Linked DNA regions of Homo sapiens: regions 1 and 3 are each linked to region 2. A link is a contact called in ENCODE Hi-C or POLR2A ChIA-PET data. All regions are on one chromosome and are shown on one strand. Each heading gives the region's core, a stretch centred on a gene start or an enhancer-like site at or near the end of the contact. The rest is flanking DNA. Distances are from core to core; before and after follow the strand shown.

Region 1 (4,034 bases), core at 212-2,711, 180 kb before region 2:
AAACACCCTCCTCCACTCTGACCTCACTTTGTTCTTCCTTCCCTTTGTCCTTATTATTTCCTTTCTGCTTCTCTTTCTTTTCTGTCTCCCTCTGCCCTGCCCTAGAACGGTGCCTTTCTAATTGTGGGTTATAACACATTATTAGTAGGTCATAAAATCAATTCAGTGGATGTGGACCAGCATTTTAAAAAGGGAATTAATAGAATATAAACTCCTTAAAAGGCGTCACTCATACTCAGGATAATACTGCTGTGTAAAATTTGTTTTAATATGTGTCAGCATGTGTACACTGTGTCAAGATGTAACACTTACATCCTATTTTAAGACCCTGCTGTAGACTAAACCAGGACCCCCATGGTGCTCCAGGCGTCCCCACCCTCACCTGTGGCACCAGGAGCTCCTGCTGTCACTGGCCCAGCTGGGTCCTGTGTCTTTCTCTGCGTTGTCAGGGCCTGCGCTGGCAGTCCACCTACAGGGAGGTGGAATCCGGGGCTTGACGGCACTGGGAGGATCCTTCATCTTTCCAGGCTCAAGCAAATCCTCGCCTGGAGGCGGGGAATGGGCTAGATGACCCCTGAAACAGTCCAGTCCAGCATCTGAGAGCTCCTCTGGGTCCAGCCCTGTGCCGCCTTTCCACGCTTCCCTGCAGGGCCCTGGGGAGAGCAGAGAAAGCAGCTGCCAGCTCCAGGCAGTCATTTTACCCCAGGTGCCACTTACCCTGCGGAGGGGCTGGAACCAGCTAATCATTTTACCCCAGGTGGCACTTACCCTGCGGAGTGGCTGGAGCTTCTCAGGTTTTTCAGTTCCTGTGTCACCTCCCAGCCCTGCCCACCACATGCTGTGGGTGTCTATGGCTGACGAACGCCCCTGAGCCAGGCCAACCCCCAGCCTCCCAGTGGGTGGCTCTGTGGTCCCTGGCAGCCCCGGCATCATCCGGAGCACAGAGGCCATGGACACTCAGGGGATGGTCAAGGTCGTAGCTCCCTCCGTTCTTCCGTTCCTCCCTCACAGAGCTTTCAGCAAGATAGATGGTCATTCTTCTGTCCTCACTGCTCCCGGCATAAGGGGACCCCAGGGCTGGATGACTTCCCTAAAGAGGAATCTCTCAGGGTTTCCTGCAGCCGCTCCCAAGTCCCGTCTGGAGGATGAAGGTGGCGGACACATCCCTGACGCAGTTTCTCCTCTGCCCTCCACCCCTCACCCATCCCACCTCCTGGACTAGGAACTCAACCAGGACTTGCTTCAACCTGAGAAGATGGTGTCCAGCCCCCTTGGAGCCTGCCAGCATCCGGCGGGATTTCAGAGGGGCCTCCAGGGAGGCGCTGCCCAGCTGCCCCCAGTGTTGCTCACACAGCCCCCACTGATCTGCTCTGGGGAGGCCACGGCCCCAGAACGCGGCTTGTGGGGGGCCTGGGGCAGCAGGCCGGGAGACGTCACTTGTCCGCTGCCTGCTCACCCAGATAACTGCAGCTCCCTCCACTGCCGCCTACAGCCCTCCCGCCATGCCTCTGCCCAGAAGGCCCTCCCTCTCCAGTCCTGTCCGCCCCTCAAGGCCTGCCCAAACCTCCCTGAATTCTCGCCTGAGCAGACACTTTCCTAGCACGGCTCCCGCCGCGTGGATTACTCAGCCGAGCCTCAGTCTGGGGCTGCCCTGTGCTGGGAGCTTTATGCAGATGCTCGGCTCCCTACCCTGGCTTGTGAGCCGTGTGGCGCAGAAACCGCATCTCACTCAGAGCGAGGGTAAAGAGCAGCAGGGCTGGAGAAGCCAGCTGCCCTGCCACAGGCCAAGAGGACTTGGCCAAGTGACCATTGCTGTCTGTTTCCCCAACTGTAAAGGGGGCTGAGACCCTTACAGGGTTGTGAGGCTTAAACTTTGACAAACGCCTACCATCCCACCAGGCACAGGGCAGTTGCTGAGTATTTGGCGGTGGCTGCTGTTCCCCACAGTGTCCAACACCTCCCGGGGATGTAACAGGTGCACCACGGGCAAGACTGATGGGTTTATCAGTTCACTGCGGAGAGAGGCAGGGATGGATGCACTTGCTTGTTCCTCTTATTTTCCCTTATGGGGAGCAGTGACACTTGGCAGAGGCTGCCAGGGAGATGGGAAATGGACATTAATTACGGGAAAGAAAAGGAGGCAAGAAGGGGAGGAGGGTGGGAAATAGACAGGGGAGGAAGAAGGGACGGAGGCATGGTTAGAAGACAGGCAAGCAAAAAAGACGACTGTTTTCTTGGACGAACAGGGAGGTAGGGCCATGAAAAGCATGTGGACGCTTCTTCTCAGTGAATTAAGGCATTTCAGCGCTGGAAAGAGCCTGAAAAAATCAGACTCCCTTCACAGCCCAGCGGAGTGCAGGCCCTGGGAGAGCAGGAGTTAGAGATGGGGAGGACCCCGCCTGCAACAGGCACTGCCTGCTACACCCTGCCATGGGCAGAGGGGCTGTCCTCCCACCCCAGAGAGGCCCCATCCTTTCCTTTCTTTCCCCAAGGCTGCTCCAGCAGGGAGTTTAGCTCCATGGACACCTTTGAAGGCTATGAAGGTGCAGAAGACATGGAAAAGGTGAGCAGCGCTCTGAACGTAATTTCTTTCTTTCTTGTTTATTTCATCTTCTTCCTCCTTCCTATTCATCAGCTCCTCCTGCCTACTGTCCCTCGCCTCCATCCCTCTCCCCCTCTTCAGGATTCTCACCCATAAGGACCTGGTTAAGCCAGGGAACCGAGGTCACTAGTCCTCAAAGTGGCTCTGACCCTGCTAGCCCGGCATGTCCCCACGTGGCTGTCTCCTTGGCGGTGCGCTGGTGTCCGGTCATAACTGGGGCTCCCGCTGAGAGCCCCGTGGCCCAGGTGGGAGGGCTGGGGTGGGCCTCAGCCTGCCAGCGGAAGTCACCACATTGCCCGGCCTGGCCACAGCCTCCAGCAATAACTCTGAGGGTGCACCCGTCCCCCCCCCCGCCCCCCCTTCCAGCTCGCGGGGCCTTTTCCAGTTGGATGACAGTCACGAAACCTGTTCCTCCAAATCCGCTTTCCTGGAGAGGAGAGAAAGCACCCAGGGAGAAAAAGAAGAACGCGATGAGGAAGCAACGTGAGTGTGAGCGAGGAAAACTAAGCGCCTCTGTGGGCCACGGCGTCTCTGACTTTCTTCTCGGAATTGCAGGGCGACCGGCAGCACCAAGAAGGAGCGTGCTGGGGCGTCCACGCCGGCTGACTCCTGCGGGGGCGACGGCTGGTTTCCAGGCGAGGGCGCGGCGCCCGAGGACCTCCACCCCGGAGAGCTGCCCTCCCTGCGGTCGCCCCGGCTCCCCGGCTCCAGAGCGCCCGCATTCCCGAGAGAGGCGATGTGGGGGCCCGGGCCCTGCCCAGCTACGCAGAAAGCAGCCGGGGCCGCGGCGGCGGCAGAAAGGGGACGCCCAGGGCCGCCTCCCGGGAGCCCGAGGGGTGCCCTGCGTGCTCGTCTAGCTCCCGCCGCCCGGCGAAGGACCTCGCGGGACGGGGACCCCTAGTGCGCCTGCGCGAGCGCGGCGGGCGGAGGCAGACGCTCGCGGAGGCCACGCCTCCTAAGGCTCGGCCGAGCCTAGGAGGAGCCGGAGCTGGCTCGGGGCTGCTCCCACCCGCCAGCGCCGGCTGCCCAGCCTGGCAGTGGACCGGGTGTGCAAGCCACTTAGCACCTGACAGGTTAATTCAGAGGGGGTGGTTCCAAGGTAACTGCTGAGAGATTTACGTTTGGATTTGTTAGTTTAAAAATTAGTTTTCCAGTTACCCGGGCTGGAGTGCGATGGCGCAATCTCTGCTCACTGCATCCTCCGCCTCACAGGTTCCTGCAATTCTCCTGCCTCAGCCTCCCGAGAAGCTGGGATTACAGGCATGTGGCACCACGCCCGGCTGATTTTTGTATTTTTAGTATAGATGGGGGTTTCACCATCTTGGTCAGGCTGGTATCGAACTCCTGACCTCAGGTAATCCGCCCGCCTCGGCCTCCCAAAGTGCTGGGATTACAGGTGTGAGCCACTGCGGCCTGCCGATTTTCAGAATTT
Region 2 (3,667 bases), core at 815-3,314:
TTCATATAGTTCAATAATCACGTGAAAAGTTTATTACAGAACTATCTAATGGTTGAGGAAATGAAGCCCAGAGAGGTTAGGTAACTTGCCTGGGGGGCACGAAGCTGGAAAGCAACAGAACTGGATCCTGGCCTCTCCCTCCTCTTCCCACTGTGGCCAACTGCCAGCCGACCAGGAAGGGGGCCCGGGGGCAATGCAGGGGTATCTTATTTCCAAACCATTGTTAAACTTGCTCTTGTGGAGGCAGCTGGCCCTGGGGAAGTAAAGGGAATCCTCCTTTTTAAATGCATATGCGAAAGTTAAGGGAATCCTTTCACTAGGCGGTAAGCCTCTGTCTAGGGCCGTGGGACCATTAACACCACTCGCCTCGTAGAAGGTGTGTGTCATTCAAGGTGATAATGCATAGGAACAGCTCAGCTATGTCAGGGCCAGGCCATTATGGGTGCTGAATAAATGTGTTTCTGTCCCCTATGCTAAGGCAAGACATCCGGGGAAGAAGTAGGCCCGGATTTGTCGCCTTGAAGGAAGACTACTATAATCTCTTTTTTTTTTTTTTTTGAGACGGAGTCTCACTCCGTAGCCCAGACTGGAGTGCAGTGGCACGATCTCGGCTCACTGCAAGCTCCGCCTCCCTGGTTCAGGCCATTCTCCTGCCTCAGCCTCCCGAGTAGCTGGGACTACAGGAGTGCACCACTGCGCCTGGCTAATTTTGTATTTTTAGTAGAGATGGGGTTTCACCGTGTTAGCCAGGATGGTCTCGATCTCCTGACCTCATGATCCTCCCGTCTTGGCCTCCTAAAGCACTGGGATTACAGTCATGAGCCACCGTGTCCAGCCAAGACTACTATATTCTAATGGAGGGTAAGTGGAGTAGGAGGGCCATGTGCGTGCTCTGGGGGCAACAAACTTGGTGCTAAACTTGTTTTTCTTGTTTTACTCACAAACATTATGACAGCAGTAAAGATACACTTTTATTTATTTATATTTTTTTTAGAGACAGAGTCCTCCTCTGTTGCCCAGGCTGGAGTGGCTATTGTAGTTCACTGCAGCCTTGAACTTGTGGGCTTGGGATCCTCCTGTCTCAGCCTCCTGAGTAGCTGGGACTATAGGCGTGCACTATCACACTGAGCTATTTTAAGAACATTTTTGTAGAGTATGTTGGCCAGACGGATCTTGAACCTCTGGCCTCCAGCATTCTTCCTGCCTTGGCCTCTCAAAGTGATGGGATTCATAAGCATGAGTCATGGTGCCCAGCCAAGATACATTTTTAAAATGTATCCTGCCTCCTGACACATTACTGTTCACTTGTAACAATGGTCACTTGTAATCATAGTCTGTTTGCAAAGCAAGCTTTTAATAGAATTACAATTTTAGTGTTGACCAAAAGTTTATTTTGGGCCGGATGTGGTGGCTCACGTCTGTAATCTCAGCACTTTGGGAGGCTGAGGTGGGTGGATCACCTGAGGTTAGGAGTTCGAGACCAGCCTGGCCAACATGGTGAAACCCCATCTCTACTAAAAATACAAAAAAAAAAAAAAAAAATTAGCTAGGCTTGGTGGAGGTGCCCGTAATCCCAGCTACTCGGGAGGCTGAGGCAGGAGAATCGCTTGAACCCGGGAGGCCGAGGTGGCAGTGAGCCAAGATTTTGCCATTGCACTCCAGCCTGGGTGACAAGATCGAGACTCTGGCTCAAAAAAAAGTTTATTTTGTTTCTATAAACATTGTTTTTCATCTTTATAGTGCATGTCTTTTGTTAATGGCTTCATAGGCAATCGATGGACTTCTGGATCACAATTTTGCTTGTTCCTATGGCTAGATATTTAGGTTGTTCCAAATTTTCTCAGCATTACATTTGATGCTACAGTAGGCACCCACACATTTATGTTTCTTTTCTGTTTTTCAACTATTGTTGGTTGTTCTGAGGTATTTTCGTAAGGTTTCACTTCTGTTTTCCCAGCCATGAGTGATACATGAGCACAACTGTTTTGCTATTAATCACCAGCATTGGGTGTGAAAATTTACTCAAAGTTTTGCTAAATTTAACTGGAGTAGAAATGGGCCATGCATTTGTGCGTACTTCCCCAGATGCTTTTTAGAACAGTGCTTGTGTAACTGACCAGAGTGTCAGGTGAGGCCATTGTTGGCAGAAAGGTGCCTTCCTCGGGAGAAGGTGGGTTACACAGCTTTTCTTTGCAGATGAATGGTGAGAGCCAAACCCGAAGACCCACAGGTTTCAAGCTGGCCATGTGGCTTCACTAAGTTTGGCCTCAACTTCCCACAGTGGCACAGAAGCGAGGTAGAACTCAGTGTTCCTACCCGAACCCTGGACATTCTGAAATGTCCACAGCCCGAGGAAAGGGATGACCTGCATGTCACTTTCCATACCCTCCACTGCACATAGATCTGTCTCAGGCATTGAATCAGAGGGATGTGTGACTTTGGACAAATTATTTTACCTTTCTCTGCCTCATTTCTTCATCTAAAATCAGGTGACAGCAATGTCTCCCTGTAATATTGCAGTGGGGATTAAATCTGTTAATACTTGAAAAGTGCTGAGATCAGTGCCTGGCACATAAGTAGTGCTCAATAACTGTTGTAAACCTGGGTTTGGATCTCACTTCCATTGCTTTCTGGAGGCCCACTTTGGTCAAATGGCTGACCTTTCTGGACTTCAGCTTCATCTGTAAAATGGGATTATGGCATCTACTTCAGCATCATGTTAGGGGTTTAAGTGAGAAAATGCATTTCACACAGTGTCCTGCACATAAAGGGCCCACCATATATGTAATGAAAAACAAACAAACGGCCGGGCTCAGTGGCTCACTCCTGTAATCTCAGCACTTTGGGAGGCCCAGGCGGGCAGATCACGAGGTCAGGAGTTTGAGACCAGCCTGGTCAACATGGTGAAACCCCGTCTCTACTAAAAATACAAAAATTAGCCGGGTGTGGTGGCGCGCGCCTGTAATCCCAGCTACTCAGGAGGCTGAGGCAGGAGAATTGCTTGAACCCGGGAGGCGGAGGTTGCAGTGAGCCGAGATCACGCCACTGCACTCCAGCCTGGACAACAGAGTGAGACTTTGTCTCAAAAAAAAAAAAAAAACCCAAAAACAAAACAAACAAACAATGTTTTTAGCTTTATTTTCTACTCTACCAAAGAGAGAGCTTTGTTGCCTTATATTGGTGTTGTAATTAGCTGTTAGATCTGACCATATTTTCTGTTATGGTGTATTTTTAAGTCCACATTCTAGGTTTAAGGCCATCTTGAAACAAATGGGAGGCAAATCAACATTTTCGTGTGTCTGAAGCTTTTAATGTAATTTTGTTTTGGAGATGAATGAGCTCATAATTCCACAAAGAAGGGATGATATTTCATATACTTATTAGTTTAGTGATTTCCCTCCCACACTTAGTGTCAAACTGTCAGGTTTATGGAAGCTATCAAATGTTTCTTTATGCTCAGCAGCACAGATCAAAGTTGTCTACATGATAAGGTAAAAAACATATTCTTTAGGAAATGCAAAGAAATGACCCAAAAGACCCTTGAGCACAGCTCATTCCTCTCCCTGGTCTGTCCAACTTTCCCTCAGGAAAAGTCAATGTAGTCATTATGTCTGGAAAATGCCAAGGACTTCTTTCCCTCATTTTTTACATGGCCTTGCACTCTGTG
Region 3 (3,614 bases), core at 128-2,627, 140 kb after region 2:
GACATGTCTAGAGAAGAAACTCTTTTAACTATATTTTTATATAGTTACATGACAGCCTTTGAGAAAATTGAGAATTAAGGCCAGGCCCAGTGCAAAATGAAAATGTTGTGGAGGTGGCGGGGAGGGGAGGCGGGTGCTGGTTTAAAAATTAAGAATTTCAAGATTGCCATAGCAGAGCAAGAAAGTAAGTACAGGGCCCTTCTGAGCCCTATGTGACTGCACGGGTGGGACCCTTTTGAAGCTAGTCCTGGTCAGGGTTTATGTCTCTGGATGAATCCAGATGTGTAAAAGGCAAGGAAGTGGCGAGATTCCTTGGGCTATCTTTGAGAAACGGGGACCTTAAAGGAGACTGCAAAATCTTACCTACTGGAATTAATGGAGGAAAAGAAAGTGTTTGCGCCTGTGAGAACGCCTTGGAAAGAGGCAGTGAGCAGATGAGGCAGATAGGTAAGACACTTGGTTTTGCTGATTAAACCACTGATGAATCAGTGCCACTCACATCCTGGGTAATTCTAGGGACACTAGTTGGACAACGCTGACATCTGAAGAGGTGGCAGGGCGGAACATGGATCCCTTTAAGGCTACTTTATTGTCGATTTCCTCCTTCTCTAAGCTAGAAACAGGGGGTGCCTGAGTGGCCTCCAGAAGCCACTACTGTAGGCCAGGAGCAGTGCCTCACGCCTGTAATCCCAGCACTTTGGGAGGCCGAGGCGGGCGGATCACCTGAGGTCGGGAGTTCGAGACTGGTGTGACCAATATGGTGAAACCCGTCTTTACTAAAAATACAAAAATTAGCCGAGTGTGGTGGCGCGCGCCTGTAACCCCAGCTACTCAGGAGGCTAAGGCGGGAGAATCGCTTGAATCCGGAGGCGGAGGTTGCAGTGAGCCGAGATCACACCACTGCACTCCAGCCTGGGCGACGGAGGGAGACCCTGTCTCAAAAAACAAACAAACAAACAAACAAACAAAAACGCTACTACTGTTGGAGTCGGCTTGAGCTGTGGCATTGTTGTTTCCAGCCCGTGACCCTCACGCCGCCCTGCTCGTTGGGCGGACCGGGCCCTGGCGGCGGGTGAGGAGGAACCTTTACTTACCGGCGCCCTGGCCTCTGCTTTTTTCCCACTCTAGGACGCAAATCTCGATCTGCAAGGGCCTGGGGCGCGGGCGGAAAAGGCGGGCCCAGCTCCCTCAGGTCTGCGTGTCACCGACCCGAACCCGCTCCGTCGTCCTGACGCCCCCGGCCTAGCTGCAGCCACCTTGTCGCAGGGGCCTTGGTGTCTCTGAGACTCCGAGACGCCTCGCCCCCACCTGGCGTTCGGAGGCGGTTGCCTCGCTGGGCGCAGCAATTCAACCGCCGCGCGCCGGATGCTAAGACCGCGATTTCCCCGGATGCTAGGGCGGTGATTTCCCCCGTGACAGGCCCCGCCCCGGCCCCGCCCAGGCCCGGGCGGTCCCGCCCCACTGAGCTGTGGCTCGGGGAGCCGTGGGTCCGACTCCTGCGTGTGATGTGTCACCAAGTTGACTTTGGGGTCCCCCATTCTTCCTTAGTTCTCTATTTTACCTCAGCGCGTTGTCTAGCTGCTGCCTGGCCACGGTACTTAGCACACAGCGTGACTTAATACTGGATAAACGAGGAAAGGATTCGTACGCCCTGGCGGGGCCAGAGGCTCACAGCTTGGGTTCCCGCGAGCACACGAGCCAGGAACCGCCAATGCCTCCAGGGGGCGCTCTCCCTCCCATCGAGCCACCGCCGGGCCATTGGAGACCAGGAGGACCTCTCAGCTCCATCCCTGCGTCTCTAACAATTGTCTCATTTCCCTGCCTGGAGTCAGTATTACCACTCCCATAACACAGATTTTTAAAATGCAACTAAATTTTAAACGAGTCACTTTATTTAAAAACAACATGAACAAAATGGGATTTCTGCTAATGCAAATATCTATACAAATTTAACGATTTTGGTTCTAATTCTAGATGAAAAGTCAAATCTCCTGTTACATATGAGAAAAGTCAAATCTCCTGTTACATATTAGAAGTTTACCTCTTGTTACCTTTACTGCAACTGCAATGGCAGTTTCAACTGTTTCAACCAAGTAATGTAGTTGGAAATGCTGTTATTAGAAGTATATCTTCCCAGCATTTCGGGAGGCCAAGGTGGGTGGTTTACTTCAGGTCAGGAGTTCGAGACCAGCCTGGCCAACATGATGAAACCCTGTCTCTACAAAAATACAAAAACTAGCCAGGCGTGGTGGCGGGTGCCTGTAATCCCAGCTGCTCAGGAGGCTGAGGCACGAGAATCGGTTGAACCCTGGAGGCAGAGGTTGCAATGAGCTGTACTCCAGCCTGGGCAACAGAGTGAGACTGCATCTCAAAAAAAAAAAAAAAAAAAAAAAAAAAAAAAAAAAAAAGTGGATATGACAGTTCGAATTAGATCTAAAACCTTTCCTAATTACACCAGTTAAATCATGAAATCATGCAATAGTAGAACAGGTGTCTTACCTACCTGCATTATCCTGTAAATATTGACATGTTATTCTACATAATCATAAACTGACCGATCACACATATCTTTAAATCTAATCATCATAACTAAAAACTGTATTTGAATAAAATTAGTGTATTTCTAAATCTGTCTTTAACAGACACAAAGATGTAAATTTGAAATGTCTTGGTAAATGAGGTTAACACAATATAAATATTTTTGACGAATTCATCATAATTTGTTCATTTTAAGGAGATTGATTTTATTTTCTTGAAGCTTAAGGAGGACTTTGACATTTTAAATGTATCTAAAATTTAAATTTTATTAAATTTTACATTTCACATTTCTTTTTTTTATTGATTGAAACAAGCATTTCACATTTCATATTTCTTTTTTTTATTGATTGAAACAAGCATTCCATAGTCATTTCAAATAGTGTACAAAGTATTTTAAAATGTTTTTCTGGCCGGATGCAGTGGCTCACGCCTGTAATCCCAGCACTTTGGGAGGCCGAAGCGGGTGGATCACCAGGTCAGGAGATCGAGACTATCCTGGCCAACATGATGAAACCCTGTTTCTACTAAAAATACAAAAATTAGTCAAACGTGGTGGTACGTGCCTGTAGTCCTAGCTACTCAGAAAGCTGAGGCAGGAGAAGCGCTTGAACCTGGGAGGCGGAGGTTGCAGTTTTTCTTCAAAGACCTATCTGATTTCCATATGCAGGATAACACATTCAAACTCTTATTTGTTGTTAATGTAAGCTTTAATTCATATAGTTGTTTTTTTTTTCTTTGAGGAGTCTCTATCGCCCATACTGGAGTGCAGTGGCACAATCTCACTGCAACCTCCGCCTCCCAGGTTCAAGTAATTCTCATGCTTTAGCTTCCCAAGTAGCTGGGATTACAGGTGCATGCCAACATGCCTGGCTAATTTTTGTATTTTTAGTAGATACAGGGATTCACCATGTTGGCCAGGCTCGTCTCGAACTCCTGACCTTTGGTCATCCACCTGCCTCAGCCTCCCAAAGTGTTGGGATTACGGGGTGAGCCACTACGCCAGGCCTGCTTTTAATTTTGTGAATGGTCTTGATAACATTTCATTGTTCATTGATTAAATTCATTGTTGTGATGTT

Evidence for each region. A loop is a pair of places that touch in the nucleus more often than their neighbours do. ChIA-PET counts read pairs that join two places held with the same protein, here RNA polymerase II (POLR2A). Pooled maps may share reads with other maps.
Region 1: a pooled map shows a loop between it and region 2 (4-fold over the local background). The contact joins the promoter of LINC02043 here to the enhancer-like site in region 2. A Hi-C loop is called at or near these places in 8 of 50 pooled maps. POLR2A ChIA-PET finds 5 or more read pairs at or near these places in 3 of 52 experiments (WTC11, activated B cell and activated naive CD4-positive, alpha-beta T cell).
Region 3: a pooled map shows a loop between it and region 2 (5-fold over the local background). The contact joins the promoter of RPL39L here to the enhancer-like site in region 2. A Hi-C loop is called at or near these places in 2 of 168 maps with a recorded cell type or tissue (CD4-positive, alpha-beta memory T cell and OCI-LY7), 7 of 37 single-sample maps with no recorded cell type and 12 of 50 pooled maps. POLR2A ChIA-PET finds 5 or more read pairs at or near these places in 5 of 52 experiments (AG04450, OCI-LY7, Panc1 and 2 more).

The regions. Positions count from the first base shown.
Region 1 is chr3:186,824,060-186,828,093 of GRCh38, forward strand. It overlaps LINC02043 (long intergenic non-protein coding RNA 2043), which reads right to left and starts at 1,462. Exons shown (of 4, transcript NR_125409.1): 1 at 1,248-1,462; 2 at 383-653. It also overlaps the pseudogene MCF2L2P1. RefSeq lists a silencer at 3,295-3,534.
Region 2 is chr3:186,998,872-187,002,538 of GRCh38, forward strand. All of the region lies in intron 2 of ST6GAL1 (ST6 beta-galactoside alpha-2,6-sialyltransferase 1), which reads left to right. Among named protein-coding and RNA genes, the nearest start is that of ST6GAL1, 70 kb to the left of the region's middle. RefSeq lists enhancers at 1-389, 390-1,280, 1,819-2,038, 2,049-2,098, 2,239-2,358. Within about 2 kb of position 2,065, at least 10 of the 41 ENCODE cell types and tissues checked have a DNase peak (open chromatin) inside an H3K27ac peak, as active enhancers do; they include OCI-LY7, where a contact is called at or near this core.
Region 3 is chr3:187,138,119-187,141,732 of GRCh38, forward strand. It overlaps RPL39L (ribosomal protein L39 like), which reads right to left and starts at 1,378. Exons shown (of 3, transcript NM_052969.3): 1 at 1,095-1,378. RefSeq lists enhancers at 584-1,090, 959-1,058, 1,099-1,248 and a silencer at 1,289-1,518.